2 separate regions of the Homo sapiens genome follow, and region 2 is linked to region 1. A link is a contact called in ENCODE Hi-C or POLR2A ChIA-PET data. All regions are on one chromosome and are shown on one strand. The core of a region is the stretch at or near the end of the contact, and the rest is flanking DNA. Distances in the headings are between cores, read along the strand shown.

Region 1 (2,700 bases), core at 110-2,609:
CCTTAGTGACACAGGCCACACCCAGACCCAACCAAGCTTTCTGGGGCATCAACAACCCAATGCTTCTGTCCTCAGTGGAAAACGGTGCCTTCAGGGGTCTGCGGTAAGCACCACTTAGAGTGGAGTGTGGCCTCGGAGGCTGGCGGGCTTTCTTTGAGAGTGCACACCTTGCTGCCGTCTGCTGCACCCCAGCCTTGCCTGCGCTTTGTTTTCTTTCACCATCCTGAGTCCTTGGAAGCCTCTCCCTTTGACCCCATTTCTCCTTTTCTTGTCAACAATGAGGAACTTACTTGCCTCCACCTCTTGGCTCCTTTGCTCAACTAATCACTGTTGACTAATTAGTCCTGCTGGCCAGCCCAGGTGGCTTTAGCTCCTGAGGGCCATCTCTGCCCTTCCAGAGCAGGTAATTTTCTATTACTTCTTTGCTACCCTCAGGTCCTAGCTTGGGCACTGCTAGAGAAAAGCAATGAAACCAAAGATCACATGCAAACACCTTGGTTGCAGATTGAATAATTTACACTTGCAATTAGCTCCTTTGTTTCAGAACCAAACATTATTTGCTCATTGCTCGATTGTCTTAAGGGAGAGGAGGGTGATATTTTAAGTTTATCATCCTCATGGGATGGCCTCCCTTGGGAGGGGAAAAAACTCATGGATTATTTTTCTTAGAAAAATTAAGATATTACTACAGCTAGATCCCTTTGAGAATGAGCAGTCATGTTGTGGGCTTTGTCAGAGTCTCAGCACTGGCTACCCCAGGTCTTGTATTGCTTTCCTTGAAGAGAAATCATACATGGTGATTTTTCCCATGGTGAAAGGGGTGGGAAGACTCTGGATAAGTCATATGTTAGGCATCTTATCTAGGAGAATGAGGTAGGGGAGGAACTAGCTTTGGGACCTGGCCACACGATGGAGGTGCTGCCTGCTTCCTGAGTCGGGGTGTGAGGATCAGAGATGTTTGGACTGTGCCTGGTGCAGAGCCCTGTAGCTTCCTTACCTTATTGATGCTCCCTAAATGGAAGCCGTTGTTATTCGGAGGTGCCTGGCATTGCAGAACTATTTGCCCCCGTTTGCAGACCATATAAATGGCTTCTGGCCTGGGAACTTATGTTTTAAGGTGATCTGTTGTTTAGCGTGTGTATAAAGAGTGGCTTAAAACTCCCCATCTCAACACCGTGAAAGATGGTGCGGAGAGGCTTCGTGCCTCTTCTGTAGTTCCGGCTCCAGGAGCCCATCTTAACATCCCCTGTTGGTTGCTAAGAGAGGAGCTGGCTTCGGAAGCACAGTCCCTGCTTTGCTCTCTGCTGCCCCCTCTGGATTCTCTGTTCTGCACATTCTGAGGTCTTCCAGCAGCCGTTAACAACTAGCCTTTTTCGTCTGTGGTTAAATACAAGCCCTGTCTCGTCTTTCAGATATTTTTTCAGTATTGGCAGGAATAGAGACATTTGAATTTCGAATGTGCTGGAGTTGATTAGAGCTTCGTCTGATTCTGAAGACACTTTGAACCCTGCTGTGTGTGCGCGTGTGGTCACCACTCAGCTTCGTAGGTCTTCACTAGGTTAACAGGGTCCTTAATAGTTGCTCCCCTGCTGGGTAAATGAGCTTCCATGTTTTTACTCTGTAAATTGTGCATGACGTGACAAAGCTGAGTATTGACCAGCACATGCCTTTTGTGTTTCCCAAACTAGTTTACCTCCAGACATGGCTGTGCAAAGTGTTAAGAGGTGTGCGGGGGGAAGAAATCTGTGCTCTTGTAACATCCATGTATTAAGTAAAGGTAAACAGGTTTTACTGTGAGGCTTTTCAGGACTGTTAAGATGCTGGTGTGCCTGATACCCTAAGACCAGGGATATAGTTAAGGTGGGAACAGCATGGGGCTTAGTATGAGAAGACCCAAAGCTGTATGTCTGCGGGGCCCACCACTCTCCACACTTGTGTCCATTTGGAGCTGCTCCTCTGTAAGGGAAAGGGCCAGGCTGCATCTGTAGTCTCAGCCTTAAAAAGAATTTTTTAAAAGCACAACAGAAATACTTTCCCAATGTATAAACCCGAACGATGGTTTGCAAACTAGTCTTGGAACATTAGTTTAGGAGAAGGCTATTAACAGGTGTTCGGTTCTTTGGCCAGAAAACTTTAGGAACCACTGCTAATGGGAGTATAAACATAAAACAGAGGCACTTTGGTGAGGAACTAGGTTGTATCCCAACCTTCCACCCACCTCCAGCCAACCAAGGAACACATCTTGAAAGTTAGGCACCATCTCACACAAATGTTCTCTCCCGTTTTTCCTCTAAGACCACCTGAGTTTGGTGTTGACTGGGAAGCCTCCTAAAGCCTCTGCTGCTGCCTAAGCCCTCATTGACCCTCCCTCTTCCAAATCCCAGCAGCACTTTTTGTCTCGATACCTCCCTGGGCACCGAGCCACGCACCTGGTTAGTTCTTTTTGTGTATAATAGCGTGTGTTGGCTGGACTGGAACTGAGACCTTAAGCACAGAGAGTCTCCAAGTGCCACAAAACGATCAGGGTTGAGGGAGAAGTTGTCTGGCCTCACCCTGTTTGCCTGGGGCGTGGCCTTTCTTATACATGTCTGTGATCCTGACATGTACAGGGATTAGGGGCCCTGAAAGAAGCCATACTCAGGAGAGGAGGGCAGCAGACGAGTGCCAGTGAGAGCCCTGCCCCTGCCCCCCATGAGGAGG
Region 2 (2,700 bases), core at 145-2,644, 170 kb after region 1:
CCACTCTTTCCCATGATGGAGTTGGGGGGTCTTTGTGTCCAGGGCCCCATCCTCTGATGCCCCCTTCCCCATGAGGCCTCCTTACCCTGGTGGAGAATCTGGGTACAGCTCCCTGAGCACCGTGGCATCCACGTCCCCGTCAGAGCTGATGTCCAAGGGTGGGGGCCAGTCCTCTGAGGAGCTGCAGGCATAGCGCATCCTGCGGCTTGAGCGGCTGTATGTGTGCTCGTCCGACACTGCAGGGAACAGACCACCGGCCTGGGCCTCAGACCAGGATCCAGGGATGGTCCTTATGGGTCTGTAGGTCTACCTGGGGCCATGGAGGCTCTGATTCCCCACCTGACCACTCCTCTCCTCACCAAGCACAGCTGCCTTCATCCATCAGTGACAGCTCCAGAATGTGGGTGCCATTGTCGTGTTGGGCATGGGGATACAGAGAGGAAGCAGAGCTGGCCCTGTCCTGGCCAGCTCCCAAGGTGGTGGCAGCCTGCTTTGGGGATAACCTGGCACTAGGCAGTGTGTCATGAGCTTTGGTAGAGGTCCTACTGGGACTGTGGGAGTAAAGGCAGGCCTGACCAGTCTGGAAGTCAGGGAGGGCTTCCTGGAGGAGGGGCTGCTACAGCTGAGTCTTGTCTAGGATTTAACCAGGGGAAGAGGGGAAGGCCGGGAGGAGGGAACTGAATAGCTTTCCAAGGAGGGAGATAAGAAAGAAGAGTGTGGTGTGAACAGGGAGCTTTGAGCTGTGGAGTTGGGCTGGGCATGGAAAATGCGGTGGAGAGTAGCAAGGAATGAGGGCTTCAGAGAACTCTGGGATCAGCCCTCCCACACTCACTGCCCTTTAGGTATCTTGGGGAAAAAAAGGGGCTTCTATGATGAGTCTGGCAGCTCCCCACACTGCATTCTCCTCTGCATTTTTTACCATGCACCAGGACATCAAAGGCTCTGAAAAGTCCTGCAGCTAAAAAACACATTTAACTGTGCCTGTCCAGCATTCGACCTCAGAATCTTCCTTTCTTAGACCTAGTAACACTGTTTAGGAAATGCTGCTGGAGCACAATCCTCTCATTCCACAGCTGAGGTTCTGGGAGGCCCGGTGACTTGCTGGAGGACAACACACAGTGAGTGGTTGGGCCAGAGGGCAGCTGGATGTCTTGGCTCCTCCTTGCTAAGCTCTCTACAGCCCAGTTTCTGACATGTATCGTCCTGGATGGGAACAGTGGGAGCTGCAAAGGTGGCTGAGACACGAGGTCTCCTCAGTCCAGGGCTCCCAGGTGCCTCCTCCCCTCTGGGGGTGGGGCTTGGCATCAGGGGCGGAGCTATAACCTTTCTCTGCTGTGAGTGGCGCAGTTGCCATCCCCATTCTACAGACAAGGAAGCTGATACTCAGGGTCACATACGTGGTGAAGCATGGAGTTGTAATTTATGCACTCTGTATAACCCCAAAGACTGCTCTTCCCACTCCCCTAAACTCTTTTTCCCACTCTTCATATAATAGTGAGTGGAAGAATCTGGATATGAAACTCTATCTGCAGGTACAATTCCAATCCCAGGGTTATATACCGACACCGAGAAAGCTCTCAGAAGAAAATATTCCAAACACGTTGATGGTGGCCCTGTCCAGATGACAGAGGATCATGACCCTTATTTCTTTTTCTTTTTTTCTTTTCTTTCTTTTTTTTTTTTTTTGAGACGGAGTCTCTCACTGTCGCCCAGGCTGGAGTGCAGTGGCGCGATCTCAGCTCACTGCAAGCTCCGCCTCCGGGGTCCACGCCATTCTCCTGCCTCAGCCTCCCGAGTAGCTGGGACTACAGGCACCCGCCACCACGCCCGGCTCATTTTTTGTATTTTTAGTAGAGACCGGGTTTCACCGTGTTAGCCAGGATGGCCTCAATCTCCTGACCTCGTGATCTGCCCGCCTCGGCCTCCCAAAGTGCTGGGATTACAGGCGTGAGCCACCGCGCCTGGCCTATTTATTTCTTTATATTTCTTTTCTTATATTGTCTATATTTTTAAGGTTTTCTATAATGAACACACATTACTTTTCTACTAGGAGAAATGAAGTCAATAACATATGCTGTAAAAAAGGAGCTGAAATGCCATTTGTTTCTCCTGTTCAGGGCACCAGCTGAGAGACAGAATTTTTGGAAGAACTTAGGAAAGAAACTAAGAAAAGACAACAGCACACAGCAACAAGGTGAGACTGGAAGTTGAACCAGGGCTGCTGGGCTTGGGTGCCAGGTACCCCTTCGCCCCACCAGCCAGCATTGCCAGGGAAGGGTTTTTGGGTTCAGGGAGGGTTCCACCTGCAGGGCAGCAGGTGTGCCTGTCACACAGGGATCCCTGGGGAAAGTCAGGGCTGCTTCCTGGACCTGAGAGGAGTGACTGGGTGGGCAGCGCTGAGGGCTGTTAGAGCTGGAGCAAACTGCTATCTACCCTTTCTTCTTGGGCTGCTTTTTCTTGGACTTCCCAGAGGGGAGCATCTTGGGAAAACTGAGGCTGCCCTAAGGTGCTCAGACCCCAAACCTGAGACATCCAGCTGGGCAGAGCTCCTGAGAGACAGCTGGAAAGAAACCTGCACCCGCCACTCCCATTTGAACTTCCCAAATCCCTTCTTTTCCCTTCTCTCCTGACTTCCCTGTCGGCACAGATCCAAATAGTCCAGGACTCCGGAAGCCCTGCTTCCCACTTCACATAAGCTGA

The links. A loop is a pair of places that touch in the nucleus more often than their neighbours do. ChIA-PET counts read pairs that join two places held with the same protein, here RNA polymerase II (POLR2A). Pooled maps may share reads with other maps.
Region 2: a loop to region 1 is called in a map of prostate gland, with 4 times the contacts of the local background. The contact joins the promoter of BEAN1-AS1 here to the enhancer-like site in region 1. A Hi-C loop is called at or near these places in 1 of 168 maps with a recorded cell type or tissue (prostate gland) and 7 of 50 pooled maps. POLR2A ChIA-PET finds 5 or more read pairs at or near these places in 3 of 52 experiments (AG04450, OCI-LY7 and WTC11).

Annotation. Positions count from the first base shown.
Region 1 is chr16:66,649,735-66,652,434 of GRCh38, reverse strand. The region is part of intron 1 of CMTM4 (CKLF like MARVEL transmembrane domain containing 4); the gene reads left to right. Among named protein-coding and RNA genes, the nearest start is that of CMTM4, 46 kb to the left of the region's middle. RefSeq lists an enhancer at 1,155-1,449. Within about 2 kb of position 1,359, at least 3 of the 41 ENCODE cell types and tissues checked have a DNase peak (open chromatin) inside an H3K27ac peak, as active enhancers do.
Region 2 is chr16:66,475,096-66,477,795 of GRCh38, reverse strand. It overlaps BEAN1-AS1 (BEAN1 antisense RNA 1), which reads left to right and starts at 1,394. Exons shown (of 3, transcript NR_109960.1): 1 at 1,394-1,532; 2 at 2,118-2,194. BEAN1 (brain expressed associated with NEDD4 1) reads right to left here. Exons shown (of 5, transcript NM_001178020.3): 4 at 86-236. LOC124903698 reads left to right here. Exons shown (of 5, transcript XM_047435016.1): 4 at 2,118-2,194. RefSeq lists an enhancer at 177-718 and a silencer at 1,224-1,323.